Regions from separate parts of the Homo sapiens genome. Here region 1 is linked to region 2. Evidence: chromatin loops called from intact Hi-C (ENCODE). Cell type or tissue: HCT116. All regions are shown on one strand. Links, peaks and the distances in the headings refer to the core of each region. The heading gives the core; the rest is flanking DNA.

Region 1 (8,835 bases), core at 3,122-7,121, 130 kb after region 2:
ATGCTAGGCTCATAAAATACATTTGGAAATATTCTCTCTACTCCACATTTTTGGAAGAGTTCGAGAAGAATTGGCATCAGTTCTTCTTTAAATGTTTGGTAGAATTCAGCAGTGAAAGCTGTCGGTCCTGGAATTTTCTTTGTTGGGAGACTTTTTATTACTTATTCAATCTTCTTACTTGTTATTTTTCTGTTTGGATTTTCTATTCCTTCCTACTTCAGTCTTGGTAGGCTATATGTGCCTAGGAATTTATCCATTTCTTCTATTATCCAATTTGTTGGCATATAATTGTTCATAGTAGTTTCTTATGATCCTTTGTATTTCAGTTGTAATGTCTCCTCTTTCATTCTAATTTTATTTACCTGAGTAGTCTCTCCTTTTTTTCTAGCTAGTCTTTAGCTAGGGTTGTTTATTTTGTTTATCTTTTCATAATATCAACTCTTGGTATCATTGATTTTTTTCTATTGTTTTTCTAGTCTCTTTTTTATTTATTTATGCCTTGATCTTTGTTATTTCATTCTTCTGCTAACTTTGCGCTTAGTTTATTTTTGTTCTTCTAGTTTCTTGAACTGTAACAGTAGATGGTTTATCTGTTATTTTCTTTTTTGATATAGACATTCATTGCTATAAACTCCCCTCTTAGGACTGCTTTTGCTGCATCCCATAAGTATTGGTATGTTGTTTCTTGTTTTTAAAGTAATATAATTTTATAACTTCCTTTGAAGTAAAAATGTTTTACTGTCAGATAGCTCTACTATTTAACAAAATGTAGCGGTAACTTGAAGCATTATATTTCACCTTGCCTTTGTCCTGTTACCTATTTTAACTACCAATAATGAGGTCCTTTTCATGCCTGTATATGGAGTATATCGTTTTTTGCAGTTGTTCTTTGGTAAAGTCTTGAGTCTTGACATAAGTCCCTGTTGCTGTAACGTGTAATGCTACAGGTTTACCAAGTGACATATTACAGAATTTTGCAAGCACTAAATTCTTATCTAATTTTAATATAAGAAAACATTTAAAAAATGTAAATATTTACATTTGAAAAATTGAATTAATTAGATTTGTTTAGAAAATTACATGGGTTCAAGTGAAGTTTTTGACCCTTACTTATTTTCTGTTTCAGCTTGATGCAGAGTCATAGGGCCAAATTTACATATTTGTTTGTTTCTCTTAAAGTAGTTTATGATTCCACAAGTCCAAGACTGGTTTTCACTGAAGGATTAGCTATAAAAGATCAGAATGAAGATATGGCTTATAGAAAGGGAACAGGATTCAACTCAAATAAACATAATGGAGGAAATTAATTTTTTTAGATATTGATGAGTAGACATATTATTTTCAATTGTGAAAATTATATTATTTTTTATTGATTTAATTATCAATTATCAATATCTTTAGTGTTTGATGTTAACATCAACTTTGAATAGATCAACTCTGAATATTCTTCCAGATAGCCTGAGATATAGTGTAACTGTGGTGAGGTCAATTTACTAGTTTTTGCTTGTTCTTTATGGATATTGAAGACATAGAGCCAGAATCAATTTAGGCCTAAGGAGAATTATGGTCTCACTCCTCAAATTGACTGTTTTGTGGGCAGAGGCACTACCTGCATTCCTGGAGGGACCATAGATCAGAGAACAGATTCAAAATGCAACATAATGTCACCTTCATCTAGCCACTGAATTTTGACTTGGAACTTCATTAGGCAGCCTCATTCTCCTCAGATAACAATTAATTCCTTTTTGTTTGTGGCTTTTTTTTGGTATGTTTATTAGTATTAGGCATACTATGTGCTTGGTTTATATTAGACTACAGCCAGAAAAACTATACAGAATTAGTTCCAAGAACATTTTTCTTCCTATAGCACCCACATACAAGATGTGCGATCTATAGTAATTCTTATTCATTTGAAATGCAGCAATTTGTTCCTGTCACTAGAGGATAGGATTGTTGTTTTAAATTGCTGTGTTTTGTTTTTGTTGGCATGTTCCCCAATACAAATTGAGTGGCTGACAAAAATCTATTTGTATGACAGTTCAATCTAGATAAGTGCCCTCTGTTGCCTAACAGTACAATTTGGGGTCTCAGAGATAAAAGCAAACTGAATGCCAGGCTTGTAGCGGAGCTTCTTGTGCAGATAACAGAGGTAATCCATATTCCTCAGGTCCACAAATCAGACAAACAAAGAAGAAATATGCATGCACATCATCTCATTTGAAATGGTGGTCTTTTAGTTTCTACATAATAAAAAATGGCAATATCTAACTCATGAGAACAATAAAACAACAGATATGAGATATGCCTATATTTGAAATTAAAGAAAAATGTGGTATTGACTTATAAAGTTGGAGAGTGGTCTGTTGCTTACCATTTTCCCATAGTATATTGGCTTTTGTTGAATATATTTGCTTTCTATTTTAATATTTCTATCCTGAAATAAGTTATATTTTTAGACAATTATTCATTTATAGCTTTGATATTCTGTTAGAAAAGGTATCTCCTTTTCTGCCCAAAATGAGGAGCTGAGACTTTGGACCTATTGGCTTACCTCTGCCAAAAACATGTCAGTCTTTCCATCCAAATATCTCCCAAATATAATTCATATATAAAAAGAAGGATGAGAAATATATGTTAATAACAGTTATAAAGAAAGAATGGGGACTAATGCATAAGATAACAAACATACTGGAAATAGAGCCAAGGGCCCCAGTTGTAGATATTCTGAAAAATAAGGGTTTAATTCATAGGGCCTGCTGATTGATTGGATTTGTGTAATGAAGGAGAGAGTGGGATAATTTTTAGGTTTTTATCTAAGAATACCATGTGCATGGTTATACTATCCATCATTAGGGAAAACAGGAGGTGGAGCATGCGGTAGGAGAAAGATAATATTCTACTTTGTCTGTGTTAAGCCTGAGATGCCTTTATATTATTTAAGGTACTCAATAGGAATTGGATTTGTAGTGGAATATGCAGAAAACATCTTTGCCAGCTCCTAGGTGATAGTTTGAACAATAGGTATGAATGAGATCACTCAGATGAGTGAGAAGTGGGCTAAGGACGGAGACCTAGGGGAACACCAGCATTCATGGGCAGATCGTGAGAGAAGTTACAATGAAGGAGACTAAGAAGGAGAGACTGAGAAAGAGAAGCACAATTCCTCCAAGGATAGGAGGAATTCAAAGGGAGTGTGGTGCTGAATCTGTTAAGGAGAAAGTGGGCAACAGTGTCAGGTACTATCAAGAGGTCAGACCTGAAAAAGGACTCAAAAGTGGCCATTGCAGCTAAAATTGGCACAATCTGAGCAACAAAAGAAATGAAGTAGTATTGGACGATAACCCAGAATATAATAAATAGCCATGATGCCAGACTGATATAAATAGATGATTGAGTAATGATTGAATAGACAAATCTCCTATGCAATAGAATGCCAAATAATTTATGTAGATACTCCGCCCTCAAGGGGGTGGAGCCTAATTCCCAACTCCTTACCTGTGAGCTAATGCATAGTGAGTACAACATGAAAAGAGGAAAAGGGTAACGTTACAGTGAATAAACTTGATAAACACTACCTCAGCCAAGTAATCAAGGTCAGCATCAACAGTGATGAGTCATGCTGATCGTATGTAGCTTCGATATGATCTGATCAAAGTGGCACTTTACTTCTGTGATCTCCCTCCGGAAAATATATGACTCCAATCTAGTCATGAGAAAAATATCAGGCAAATCCTAATTGAGGCACATTTTACAAAATACCTGAGCACCACTCCTCAGAACTGTCAAGGTCATCAAAAACAAATAAGTCTGAGAAACTACTACAGCCTAAGAAGTCATGACTACTAAATATAATGTGGAGTCTTGGATGGGATCCTGGAATACAAAATGAACGTTAGGTAAAAGCTAAGGAAATCTGAAAAAAAGGATGACTTTAATTAATAATAATGAATAATTTATTAATTGTGACAAACTGGGTGTGGGTTATATGGGAACTCTCTGCACTGTTGTTGTAAACTTTTTATAAATCTTAAACAATCATAAAATAAAAATTTCATTTATAAAACATGGCCAATAATTTTGACAACTAGGAAGTCATTGGTGATCTTTGGAAGACCTGCAGAGTGGTAGGAAGAAATCCAGTTTATAATAAGCTGAGAAATGACTGAGACATGAATAAATGGAGTTATTGCATGTAAAATAGTCTATTAACCCATTTATGCTGGAGGTTGCAAACTTTTTTCGTGAACAATCAGACCTTTGTGATGACCTTGAGCGGTAGGATATAAATAACTCCCACAAGCTTAGCGTTCCAATAATGGAACACTGGACATAAATGGGTTAAGAAGCTTGGCTAGGAAGGGAAGCATAAAGAGAGGATGGCATTTGCTGGGGGAGAGTAATGTAGAATGAAATAACTGCCAGGTGCTGTGGCTTATACCTGTAACCCCAGCACTTTGGGAGGCAGAGATAGGAGGATTGCTTAAGCCCAAGGAGTTCAAGGCCAGCCTGGGCAGCATGGTGAGACCTCATATCTCTTTCTCTCTCTCTCTCTCTCTCTCTCTCTCTCTCTCTCTCTCTCTATATATATATATATATATATATGTGTGTGTGTGTATGTGTATATATATGTGTATATACGTGTATATATATATATATATACACACACACACACATAACTTTTTAAAATGTGTAAAGCTGGGATACACTTAAAAGTGTTGATATACCTACCATAAAGGAAAGAACCAGTAGAGGGTGAAACATTGAAGATACTCAAGAAAACATTTAATTGATGAAGCGAAACATCTGAGTAGGCAAGATTTTATTTTATTCAACTGAAAATGGAGAATCTTTCAGGAAGAATATGTTATTTATGAATGAGGTATGAAGTTTCATATTCATTATATTTTGTTTTGGGTCACCCTAGTATAGAAGTAACCGTCAAAATGTTTTCATAGAAAATTTGGACTAAATTAATTTTCTTATATTGCCTAAACATCATAGTTTTATTGGCTATATCCATAAAACATTAAAAGACATTGTATATCTCTGAATTATGAACCCTATAACCTCACTATAACACAGCATAGTCTATAATAAAGAAACTGTCGCAACATGGGTCCAAAAGTAAGTACCAGGAAAATAGGTTATAAAAATTGTTTGCCTATGAGATGGCTGATTCCAATCTAGAATTTTGAAGTAACCAGGAGTTACCAGATTTTCTGAGTAAGCAAGCAGTTCTGAACACATCTTAATAGCTGGTGCGGCTCCTCTCTGAGCCATAGGTAGGCTATTGTTGCTTTATGGTACAGCCTTTGAAGATTAATCTTGAAACTTGTCTAAATAACACCCATAGGTGTGGTTATGACTCACCCTCTGAGATCAGATGCTTTATTCTATCAAATAAAACAGTTTACCTTAAGCATTTATCACCCTCGATCTTGATTGGTGTCCAATATTCTAGCTATTGATAGCAAAGAATAAAGGTTTGTTTGTTTGTTTTTAGAGAAGGGTGACCAGAAACAAAACCTTTAGACTAATTAGCTGATGATAAGTTGATAGAACTAGGTGAATCGTTCATCCAACCATGGCTTTGGAGAATGAAGGTAGGGGGACTCCAGCCTGTTGTGGCGGTGTAATAAAGTGAAAAGAACACTGGCATTGAGGAATGGGGTTCTGTCCTTGTTCTGCCTCATCTTTCCTAGCTCCGTGGCCTTGGATAGATCATTCATCTGGCTTAGAACCCCTTGTTTTTAAATTTGCAGCCTGATCTAGATGAAACCTCATGCGATAACTTAGGGTCAGTTACGGAGAATCCTCAGGATAACTTGTTCTTGGATGTTTAGATCACTTGAAACTGTGACTATGGACAGATTTTCAATGAATGACCCCTTTTCCTTCCCAATGCTAGGCAGATGATATAGAGAAACTAGCATTATAGGAATTAATTGTATACACTTATATACTTTGTTGCAGTAGTTTATTTTAAAATACAAATGAAGCATCTATTGCAAAACATTTATTTATCAGAGTAACATTTTCCAGTGGGGTGTATAGTGTATTTATAAATCATTAACAAAGAAAATAATAAACATTTTGATATTTTGATTATTTCAAGTAGAGTCTATGGAGTTATTTTATTTTACGTATCAAAAGACTTTAAAGGATGAGATTTCCTCCACTGCATACTTACACTATTCCAGATGCTGACAACAACATCTGGGCATTCTATCATGAGCTGATTTTCTGAATGAAGTAATTTAATTGTTGATTGACAAGCTAACATGATTTAAGACACAGCCACACCGTATTCAATAGCAGTGTCAAAAGTCATAAACTGCAAGCATATGCAAGCAAGTGGGGCCATGATACTAACTTATGTTGCCTTTTGAAACATTCATGCTAAATTTAAATTACAGGCTAAAGTTTAGAAATGCTGGAAGAGGAAATGAAGAACTGCAGTTACATAATTTCTGGGATCTCTGTTTTGCAAATCATTAAATGATACAGCAGCAATATGGGCAGAGTTCCTAATATAAATAAAAGTCTGTTGTAGCATTGTAAACATAGTTATTATTCCATATGGATTGCAAATGGGTTTTTTAGTCTCTATATGTGTGTGTGTGTGTGTGTGTGTGTGTATATATATATATATATATATATATAAAACCTCATGATATGCATATAAATATTCACATATGATATTATAGCTAAATTTTAAAAAGTAATTTAGGGGAAATGTGGTATAATTTATCTTATTGTTTATAGCCAAAACATAAATATCCATTCTGAACATGGAAAATGTGTTTGAAAGTATAAGCAAAAATAATAAATGAGAGTGATTACAATAAAAAGACAAAATTTTTTAAAACTAATTTTTAATTTTTTTTCTGGTGTTGCATACTAAAGAACAATGGATTATTTTGGCAGTCTCATGGTAACCTACTTTCCAGCTCTGTTGGTAGCCTTGCAGCAGGGTATGTTAGTATTTTTTCTCTGGTGGCTTGCATATGGTCCATTGCCCATGAGTTTATGATAGACACAAAGTGTGCTTTCCCTTTATTAATGCTACAGTATTGGTGACATGTGGCATGTGCACCTTCCAGCGAATGAGCTTGACCTTTAACTCTAAACAGTCCCTTGAGCAAGAGCAAGCCATACTTAGAGGAATGACTACATAGAAGAAACAGATTGGAACTTACTTTCTCTGATAGCATTAAAGAAATGCAGTAAAATTTTTTACTATTGGAAGCCATCCAAAAATTACACCACCATAAAATAAGGAATTGGGCAAAACAGTATGGTGGAATTACAGGATCTAAATAATACAGATTTTTAAAGCCATTTTTGGTATGTATTAGCAAATGATTTTTTAAGAAGGATGCATAATTTATACTTTCAGCCATGTATGCCTACTAGTTTTATTGCATCCTTTCCAGTATTATCAACTACAATTTAGTTGAACATGCTCTGGAGGTCATCATATACAAGGTGTTAGGGTAGGTTTGCATTTGTTTATAACATTTAAATCTTCACAACAGCCCTAGGAAATAAATACTATACCATTATTTTAGAGATGAAGAAACTGATGCTCAGAAAACTTAATTTGACCAAGATCACATACTGAAATGCTCTCTCTGTTCTTTTCATTTAGTACCCTGTGCTTTTCCATCCATCCTAACAATGTTCCAGGGATCAAACATATATCTAACAGTTTTCTTTACCTTTACCTAAGCCATGTAGTATGATACATGTTTTAACCTTAAATTGCTTTTTGCTAGAAATTAATACAACATGGAGAACACTGTGATAAACAAAAATTCATAAGTTCCATTTATTTTTTTTCTGGACTGTGTAAGCTTTCTGTCCTGGATTGATGAGCCTTTTTGAGTCCTGGTGCAGGGGTGGTGTGTGGCTGAAAAGCTGAAATTGTCCATGAGAAATAGAAGTGAGGCTAAAAATGGAACACTTGGTGCCAAAGATAGATGCATTTTAGAAAATGCCATCTGGGCATTACAGAAGTATGATATTATTTAATTAGAACCAGATAAAATTAGTTAAGAAATGAGTGCCAGCAATTATATGACTAACTAATCAATATAATTTCATGGTTTTCTGTAGATATCCCAAAGTGTTAATTATAACAGGAGCAGTTAAATTCTTTGGAGCAGTTAAATTCTTTGGCTATGAAAGCATGCAATTTTTAATAGATGTATCACCTGGTAACCTTGGGCATTATTAAATATATGGAGACTGAAAGACATGTAGAAGCAATGGAAAAGTCTGGCCAGACTGGGTAATTTGTTTTAGACCTATGGAGAAATCTATTAACCAATTCTTCTATAGACCCATTTGATTAGGAAGTAGGACAAGCTGTTCTTTCATTACTTACCAAAACCATACTGCACTCTGTATCAATTATTTGGCTGTCTGCAGCACATAGATTAGAATAAAGGGCTTGCTTAGTGTTTGTGAATGTTGCGGATTGCTGATTAGTAATTAAAGTGCTGAATGAAGAAAATTAGGCCAAAATCGAATGGGAATGAGAACGTCTTAATTCTGTGATACAGATGTTAGAAACAGATTGTCTTCAGCAGCCCCATTCAATGTACTGACATTCTACGTAGCCATCGAATATTTGCATCCCATGTAAAACTCAAGTCGAATGCCTTTTGAGATGGTTTCCTCTCCTATGCCTTGTGATGTAGCTGTGTGGGTATTAATTTAGTGAAATATCCTGTCTGCCAGGTGTGGGAACTAGCTGATTTTATTGTAATACCAGATCATTACTTAATTCATATGCAACAGAATACAGCACATGGAAAGCATTATAAATCT
Region 2 (8,835 bases), core at 3,059-7,058:
CCCCAGTTCTCTTTCCCTACTCTTGTTGTTTTTGTTGTTCCGTAGTCCTAAGTAACCTAGTTATTGCTCAGGCTTGTTGTCAAACTCCCCAATATAATGCAATCTCACGAGGGCAGGGTTTTCCCTGCTATATCCCCAGCACCTGGAACAATGCAACATATACAGCCAAGCCCTTCAATAGCTTTTGGCTGAATGATGGAGTAGACAAGACTTTCAAGAAATCCAGTCATGATTTCTCCTCTTCCATCTGTCTTTTTCTTGTTTTTTTGTTTTGTTTTGTTTTGTTGTTTTGTTTTTGAGACAGAGTCTTGCTCTGTTGCCCTGGCTGGAGCGCAGTAGCACAATTACAGCTCACTGCAGCCTTGACCTCCCTGGCTCAAGCGATCCTCCCACCTCAGGCTCCCAGGTAGTGGGGACTACCGGCATGCACCGCCAAGCGAGGCTAATTTTTGTATTTTTTGTAGAGACAGGTCCTCACCGTGTTCCCCAGACTCAAACTCCTGGTCTCAAACTCCTGGGCTCAAGCAATATATCCACCTCAGCCTTCCAAAGTACTGGGATTATAGGTGTGAGACACTGCACCCGACCTCCATCTCTCTTTTTCTATGAGGATTGTCTTTTCAGAAACACAAATGCGTATATAATTCATTGTAATTGAGAAGATAATGTACACACTGTCCAAATATTTTTTTCTTTCTCCCTGGCAGTACATCATGAGCTCTTTTCATATCATTACCTACAGATCGACTTTCTTTTTTAAAATACCTGCCCAGAATTCCATTGTGTGGAAGTACTGTAATTTGTTTCATTCTTCTCCTATCAAGGAAGGCTTTCCTAGGCTTTTGGATTAGAAACAATTCTACAGCTTTAAAGGTGATAAATATAATAGTTAATACATGAACCTGCGTGCCAGCCATGGTTCTAAGCACTTTATATATCCATTAACTCTTTTAATCATGGTGACAGCCTTAGAAAGGAGATGCCATTACTGCCATTTTATAGATGAGAAACCACAGAGAATTAAGTTATCTGCCCCAGGTCACAAAGAAAATGACCAAGAAGAGCTTGAGCCCAACTAGTCTGAGCCAACATTCTTAACCTGTACTTTACATGTCATTTGTGATGTAGTTTATTGATCTGATGTCTTTCTATGAGATAAGCTGATGGTAGAATTACTAGGTGAAAGGGCATACATTTTATGATGTGTAGAGGGCAATAGGGACTTCTTTAAGAGACAGCGTCAAATGTACATTTCCACAATTCACGTTGCATTTCTCACCGTTTCATCACTGGAATCTGATGCACGAGGAAAAGGCATGTCATTTAAATCTGCATTCTTAAGAACTATAAGCAAAGTTGAATGTCTTTCCCTAATTGTAAATAACTTGCTTGTTTTGCTGTGAACTTTCAGCAAGCTCTGCCCTTGCTTTATTGGGTTATATTTTGTTTTTCATTGTTGTCTGAGTTTCTTATTAAAGAAATTAACTCTTAGCCTATCTGAGGGGGTTGATACTTTTTCCTCAACGTGTCTTTGTCTCTGGTATCTTTTCTGCGGGAAAATTTTTATTTTTATATAATCAAACTTGCCAACATTTCTGTTTATAGATTTTAGGTGTTATGTCTGTCTTGAGTCTTCCCCATGCCAAATTATAAGAGAAAATCTCTCCATACTTTTTCACCCCAACCATTCTTATTGTTTTCATTGTTTTATACTTAAGTCTTTGACCTATCTTCAGCTTATTTTTGTTGTAGGAGTAAGAGAGTAGACAGCTTAATGTATTCTCTCTGAATGGCTAGCCAGTTGTCTCAGTACGTTTATTTTAAGTGAAAAAATACCTATTTTGATTTGAAATGCAATTTAGTACATGATAATAGCATCTACTGGGCATGTTTCAGGATGATTTTATTAAATAGGTTTGTCTATTCATGACCAATAGAAAACTCCTATAGCTCTTTTTTTTTTTTTTTTTTTTTTTTTTTTTTGAGGCAGAGTCTGGCTCTGTTGCCCATGCTGGAGTGCAGTGGTGCAATCTCGGCTCACTGCGATCTCCACCTCCTGGGTTCAAGCAATTCTCCTGCCTCAGCCTCCCTAGTAGCTGGGATTATAAGCGCACGCCACCATGCCAAGCTAATTTTTGTATTTTGAGTAGAGACAGGGTTTCACCATGTTGGCCAGGCTGGTCTTGAACTCCTGACCTCAAGTGACCCGCCCGCCTCGGCCTTCCAAAGTGCTGGGATTACAGGCATAAGCCACTGTGTCTGGCCAGAAAACTCCTATAGCTCTATAGTAAGTATTTAAATTTGGTAATGATTGCTGGTCTGCCACCTACCCAATTCCTGCTATTTTTCAAAATTGTTTCACTCTTTGTTAAGTTTTATTTTTTTCTGGATGTACTTTAGAATTAGCATTTTAGTTCCTAAGAAAGCCTTCATTAGGGTTGCATTAAATGTATAGATACCTTTAAGGTGACAGGAACCTTGAATATTTCAGGTATGTCTTTCCATTTTTCTAGCCTTCTTAGGTACTTCAGATCTAAACTTTTAAAATATAGGTTTTACGCATTTATTCTTATATACACTATTGTGAATAGCATCTTTTTCATGACTTCTAAATCAGTTATTTGTATAAAATATAGGAAAGCTATTAACTCTCTGCATACCAATTTTAGTAACTGGCCACCTCCAAATTATCTCAGTAATTATAAAACTGAAACATACTAGTTACCTCTTATTTCCTTAGAGGGTTTTTAGAATTTCTCCTCTCAGCTCTTTTTTTAAATTTTGTTTTGTTTTTTAATTGGGAGATATGACCACAGATTTTTATGTCAGATCTGAATGTTGACCCCTTGGATTTTGAATCATTTTAAATAGCTTGGGTAGCTGAGAATAGCTTCCCTTGGGGGACAATCTACTGGGCTTTTTCCATATGATGCTTTTCTTTGACTGAGTTTTGTGAAGCAAGATCATTGTCTCAAATCACCTCATCTGTCATATCCCTAGTAGAAGAAAACTACTTATGATACAGAAAAGCAAACTAGTTTAAGAAATGATTTTTTAAAAGCCCTTCATCCCAGGGCTCTGAGGAAATTGGGTGAAGGATCTTGCAACAGAACACACACCTGGTTCACGTTCATAGCATATAAAGGAAAAGGTTATCAGCTCTTTCCAGGTATGCTCATGATGCTAATGGTTTGTAATTTCATACTGGCCTTTTGTCATTACTTTTGGGTTTGTCTAGAAATACTGACTCTGTAGTCAAGGACTGAGAGAGAGGTTTCCTAGGTTGAGGGTGGCAGGAATGTAGGAAAAATGATTTTAGAAGCTGGGTTAGAAATGGAAATCCCAGCTCAAAAAGCAAAACTTTCATATACAGCCTCGTAAATAACACACAGTTCCCTTTGGAGTCATTATAAGTTGTAAAGACTTTTGACATAGTCTCTAGGAGAGAGTAGGTAATTCCTAGTATGGAAGAATGTGTTAACTAATTGGGTGTAAGAACTTGAGGATGCTGGTCTCCTTTTTAATTAGCTTTCTATCACCATAGGATGAGCCCATACATGCAAAAGAACACAGAAATCAATTAAATACAAATTAATGAAGGCAGATTTTTTTAAAGCTTATAATTGCAATTTATGTCTTATTATTGCACAAAAAAATAATAGTTCTCCAGGCCTAAAAGCAAAGGTAACAGAATGATTTATTTGTTCCTTTTTTTTTTTTTTTTTTTGGAGACAGAGTCTTGCTCTGTCACCCAGGCTGGAGTGCAGTGGTGTGATCTCAGCTCACTGCAACTTCCGCCTCCCAGGTTCAAGGAATTCTTGTGCCAGAGCCTCCCGAGTAGCTGGGATTACAGGCATGCGCCACCAAGCCCAGCTAACTTTTTGTATTTTTGGTAGAGATGGGGTTTCGCCATGTTGGCCAGGCTGGTCTCGAACTCCTGGCCTCAAGTGATCTGCCCTCCTTGGCCTCCCAACGTGCTGGGATTACAGGCGTGAGTCACCGCTCCTAGTCCAGTATGATTTATTTCTTGGCTGGACTTTCTACCTACTTATCCCATGTAGATAACTTCATTCCAACTCTTCTAAGCCTGGAGGAGTAGAAGGATCTTGAATAGTCCTTAATGTGTGTCAGAAATACACCCCTGTCACCAGCCACCATCCCTATCCAATACCTTACCAAAGTATTGATTAGGGAGCAATCCTCTCCAGATTGGCCTGAATGACTTCTTATGATCTAAGATTTGGGGGTTTAAGGGTGGGGTCTTTGTACTGCAGGGAAAATGAGTTAACTGAGAGTATATGGAATAAACAATTGTGACCTGGAAAACTGTTCATTTGCTCAACAACCACTTGTTGAAAGTTTTTTATGTGCCAGGCATGGTGGGGGCATCAGAGACACAGCAGTAAACAAAATTAAAATCTCTGTTCCAAAGAGAACATCAGCTCAGTTGGCACAATGAGTGATAAGGAGCTAGGACTATTTCCCAGTGAACAGTGTCATGGAGAAGAGAACAAAGTCCATGACACTGACTGGAAAGGTAAAGACAATATTCAATAAGGTGATCAGAAACAGTGAGCCTCCGAGGAAGTGACATTTGAGGTGAGGCCTGACCTATCAGCAATACACAACCATTTCAGATCTGGGGAAATGTTCCAGGCAAAGAGAAGAGCAAATACAGAGGCTTCCAGATGGGAACAGACTTCGAATAGGGTTTGAGTGGGATATATACATAGGAAAAATACAATCTTTTAAAAGATAGAGACTATCAAAAGAAAATGATTTTTAGCCAATAGGGATAGTATGAAAGATTCATAGCAATAAACATAGTTGACCAAAAATTTAAATATTAGAGTAGAAGGAGCCATTTAGGACATTTATCCAAAGAAAAGGAGACTAAATGAAGACATGCTGCCCCAAGTCCACAAAAGGAAAAAAATCCGAAGCTGAATATGGGGTGATCATAACCTAGACACCAAGAATGGTCCAGGAAGCATGCACAGAGGTGTGAAGGCAGAAGGCGTCCTTCAGCTAACTTGGGAATAAAACATGTTAGGAGCCAGGAGATGAGTGACTGTGGCTCCAGTCATCCATCCACAGGAGAGGGGAAGGCCCTGGAGTGGATCAAGGACAAGGATGGTGGACAAATGGGCATCCTGGGGTCTGAGGCCAAGGCATGTCACCATCACCACGTCAAAAAGTGGAGTAAGCCTTTTGACATGGGACATCCTGGTGTGTACTGGGGCTTGTTCAGCTATTTGTATATTACGTGAAACAGGAAATCCCAGACACAGCATGACAGAGCCCTCTTTCCTCTTTTCTTTACCACTATTGTGCTTTTCCCTACCGTAACCAGGAGTGATGTTAAAAGGAAGAGGAAATGCCAGTCACGCCCACTGCTTACAGGGGATTCTGTGGAGTGACTAAACCAGAGCTGTAGTTTGAGTCACACAGGACGTGTGACAAAAGGAGGGTGACTTTTTTCCCCCTTGTTTCTTTGAACTTACTTGGAAGTGTTAACAGATTCTAATGGTTAGAATGGTAAACAGAGCTTCCTACTCCTGTCGTGGTTTGACCCAGGAGTCTCACCTTCTCTCAGGCCCTTAGTTTCTTCCACTTAAACAGTGAGAGAGTTACATGATATGGTTGCAAATCCTCTCAGCGCTAATCTTGTAAGGTTAAAAATGTTTGAGTGTATTGGGCATTAAAAAGGAGACTATACACCAGGCACAGTGGCTCACGCCTGTAATCCCAGCACTTTGGGAGGCTGAGGTAGGAAGATCACTTGAGCCCAGCAGTTCAGAACCAGCCTGGGCAACATAGTGAGACACCATATCTAAAATAAAATTGTTAATTGTAAAAAAATAAAAATAAAAAAGAGATTATCAAGATAGTAAAAAGACAACCTACAGAATGGAAGAAAATATTGCAAATCATATCTCTGATAAGTGTTGTGTGTATATATATATATGACCTAATTTTTAAATGGGCAAAAGACTTGAGTAGACATTTCTTCAAAAAAGAAATACAAATGGCCAAGAAGCACATAAAAAAATGCTCAACATCCTTAGTCATTAGAGAAATGCAAATCAAACCCACAATGAGGTACCATTTCACACCTACTAGAATGGCTATTTAAACAGACAAAGAGAAAGTAGCAGTGTTAGGGAGAAGGGAAAGAAATTGGAACCCTCTTACATTGCTGGTTGGATATAAAATGGTGCAGCTACTGTGGAAAACACTTTGGTGGTTCCGCAAAAAGTTAAATATAAAATTCGCATTGACTCAGCAATTTCTCTCCTAGGTCTACACCCTAAAGAACTGGAAAAAGATATTCAAACAAAAACTGTATAGAAATGCTCGTAATAGCTTTGTTCACAATATCAAAAGTAGAAACAACCCAGATATTCATCAACTGGTAGATAGATAAATAGATAGATAGATAGATAGATAGATAGATAGATAGATAGATAGAGTGTAGTCTATCCATACAATGGGATAACATTGAGCCATAAAAAGAAACGAAGTACAGACATACTACCCCATCAATGAATCTTAAAAATTATACTATGTAAAAGAAGTCAGACACAAAAAGTCACATATATGGTTTCATTTATATGAAATATTTAGAATAGATAAATCCATAGCAACAGAAAGCAGCCTAATCCTTTCTCTAGAGGCTGGGCATTGAAGGGTTTGTTAATGGGTTCAGGGTTTCGTATTTTATGGTGATGAAAATGTTTTGGAACTAAATAGATGTAATGGTTGCACAACATTGTGAATGTACTAAATACTGCCCGATTGTACATTTTAAAGTGGTTAATTCTACATTATGTAAATTGTATCTCAATTTTTTTAAAAATTGAGGAAGGGCCAGGTGCAATGGCTCATGCCTGTAATCCCAGCACTTTGGGAGGCCAAGGCGGGCGGATCACCTGAGGTCAGGAGTTTGAGACCAGCCTGGCCAACATGGTGAAACCCTCGTCTCTACTAAAAATGCAAAGTTAGTTGCGCATGGTGGCAGGCACCTGCTACTCAGGAGGCTGAGACAGGAGAATCGCCTGAACCTGGGAGGCAGAGGTTGCAATCAGCCGAGATCATACCACTGCACTCCAGCTGGGCAGCAGAGCCAGACTGTGCCTCAAAAAAAAAAAAAATTGAGGAAGGAACCATGTGAAATTCTGTGCACCTCCTACTTGAGTTGGATACCTGGTCAGTGGTAGCAAACTAAGCAAGCTATTTCCATTGACAAATACAAATAAATCCTTCCTTCATTGTCTTCCTCAAATAAAATCCCTTGCCAATATAGGCAAGGTATTTTCATTCTCATGAAACTGTGGCTTTGAAATGTGTAAATATCTCCCTTGTTTGTAATGAAGTGGTCAGTCTCGTTCTGTTTGTGGGCAATATGATTGAAGTCTGTCTCAAAGGAGTAGTCAAACATTAACAGACCGTGATCCAAATTAAACTATGAAATGTGTTCTTGTTTATCCCATGCCAGACTCTTAAAAACGGTTGTTAGTTAAAATTGAGGTTTCAAAAAATGCAGTCTTCTGGATTATCTAGGGAGGGGGCAGAATTCTGACAATCTGTGACCCATAGTATTGTTACTATATGGTAACAATCACCTGAGATTGACAGCAGGTGCCCCCTTGAGACGCCATAGATTCTCTGTCCCTTTTCTCCCATATGTATTACCAGTCAGGTTATTCACTCTTCTTCCTGACCCCACCCCCATATCACCACAACTGAACAGAAATTCAACTTTTAGACTCTGATTCAAAGACATTGTTTGCAAAGTCTCCTATTAAAATATAAATGTGCCATCTGGAAGAAGAGGGCAGAAATCCTTAGTGCAACCATTTTTTTCCATAGTCGAACAGGAGGGTGTTGGTAAGGATCTCTTAATTTGTGGGTGGGATTGAGGCAGAGGGAAAAAGCCCAGATAAAATATCACCAGCTTGGGGTGGTCGTGGTGGCTCACACCTGTAATCCCAGCACTTCGGGAGGCCAAGGTGGGAGGACCACTTGAGCCCAGGAGTTTGAAACCAGCCTGGGCAGCATGGTGAGGCTGTGTCTTTACAAAAAATTAAAGAATTGGCCAGGTACGGTGGCTCACACCTGTAATCCCAGCACTTTGGGAGGCCAAGGTGGGAGGACCGCTTGAGCCCAGGAGTTTGAAACCAGCCTGGGCAGCATGGTGAGGCTGTGTCTTTACAAAAAATTAAAGAATTGGCCAGGTACGGTGGCTCACACCTGTAATCCCAGCATTTTGGGAGGCCAAGGCAGGCGGATCACGAGGTCAGGAGATCGAGACCATCCTGGCCAACATAGTGAAACCCCGTCTCTACTAAAAATACAAAAAAGTAGGCCGGCATGGTGGCAGGCACCTGTAGTCCCAGCTACTTGGGAGGCTGAGGCAGGAGAATGGCGTGAACCCGGGAGGTGGAGCTTGCAGTGAGTCGAGATTGTACCACTGCACTCCAGCCTGGGTGACAGAGCGAGATTCTGTCTCAAAAAAAAAAAAAAAAATTAAAGAATTAACTGGGTGTGGTGGCACACACCTGTAGTCCCAGTTATTCAGGAGCCTGAGGTGGGAGGTTCACTTGAGCCCACGAGGTTGAGGCTGCAGTGAGCCAGAGTTGTGCCACTGCACTCCAGCCTGGGCAACAGAGTAAGACCGTGTCTCAAATATATATATATATATATCCAGTCTTGTCACAATATCCCAGCCTGAAGGGAGTGGCTGGTGGCAGACTGGATGGGAGAGCACAAAACAGGCACGGGCTTCTCCTCCCCTTTGGTACTGCCACCTGCTTTTTCAATTTCACAGTCTTC

Evidence for each region. Peaks named below come from ENCODE experiments on the same cell type or tissue, not always from the same donor. Only the 100,000 strongest peaks of a DNase experiment are listed, where the experiment ranks them.
Region 1: it touches region 2 in a loop (4-fold over the local background); 1 of 110 quality-filtered maps calls a loop at or near these places.

The regions. Positions count from the first base shown.
Region 1 is chr10:112,514,011-112,522,845 of GRCh38, forward strand. All of the region lies in intron 3 of VTI1A (vesicle transport through interaction with t-SNAREs 1A), which reads left to right. Among named protein-coding and RNA genes, the nearest start is that of VTI1A, 71 kb to the left of the region's middle. In HCT116, for the core only: no CTCF peak of the experiment used is centred there; DNase peaks (open chromatin) are centred at 3,541 and 5,321; H3K4me3 peaks cover 867 bases; H3K27ac peaks cover 3,900 bases.
Region 2 is chr10:112,384,229-112,393,063 of GRCh38, forward strand. The region is part of intron 1 of ACSL5 (acyl-CoA synthetase long chain family member 5); the gene reads left to right. Among named protein-coding and RNA genes, the nearest start is that of ACSL5, 15 kb to the left of the region's middle. RefSeq lists silencers at 5,251-5,380, 5,401-5,450. In HCT116, for the core only: no CTCF peak of the experiment used is centred there; a DNase peak (open chromatin) is centred at 5,393; H3K4me3 peaks cover 352 bases; H3K27ac peaks cover 4,000 bases.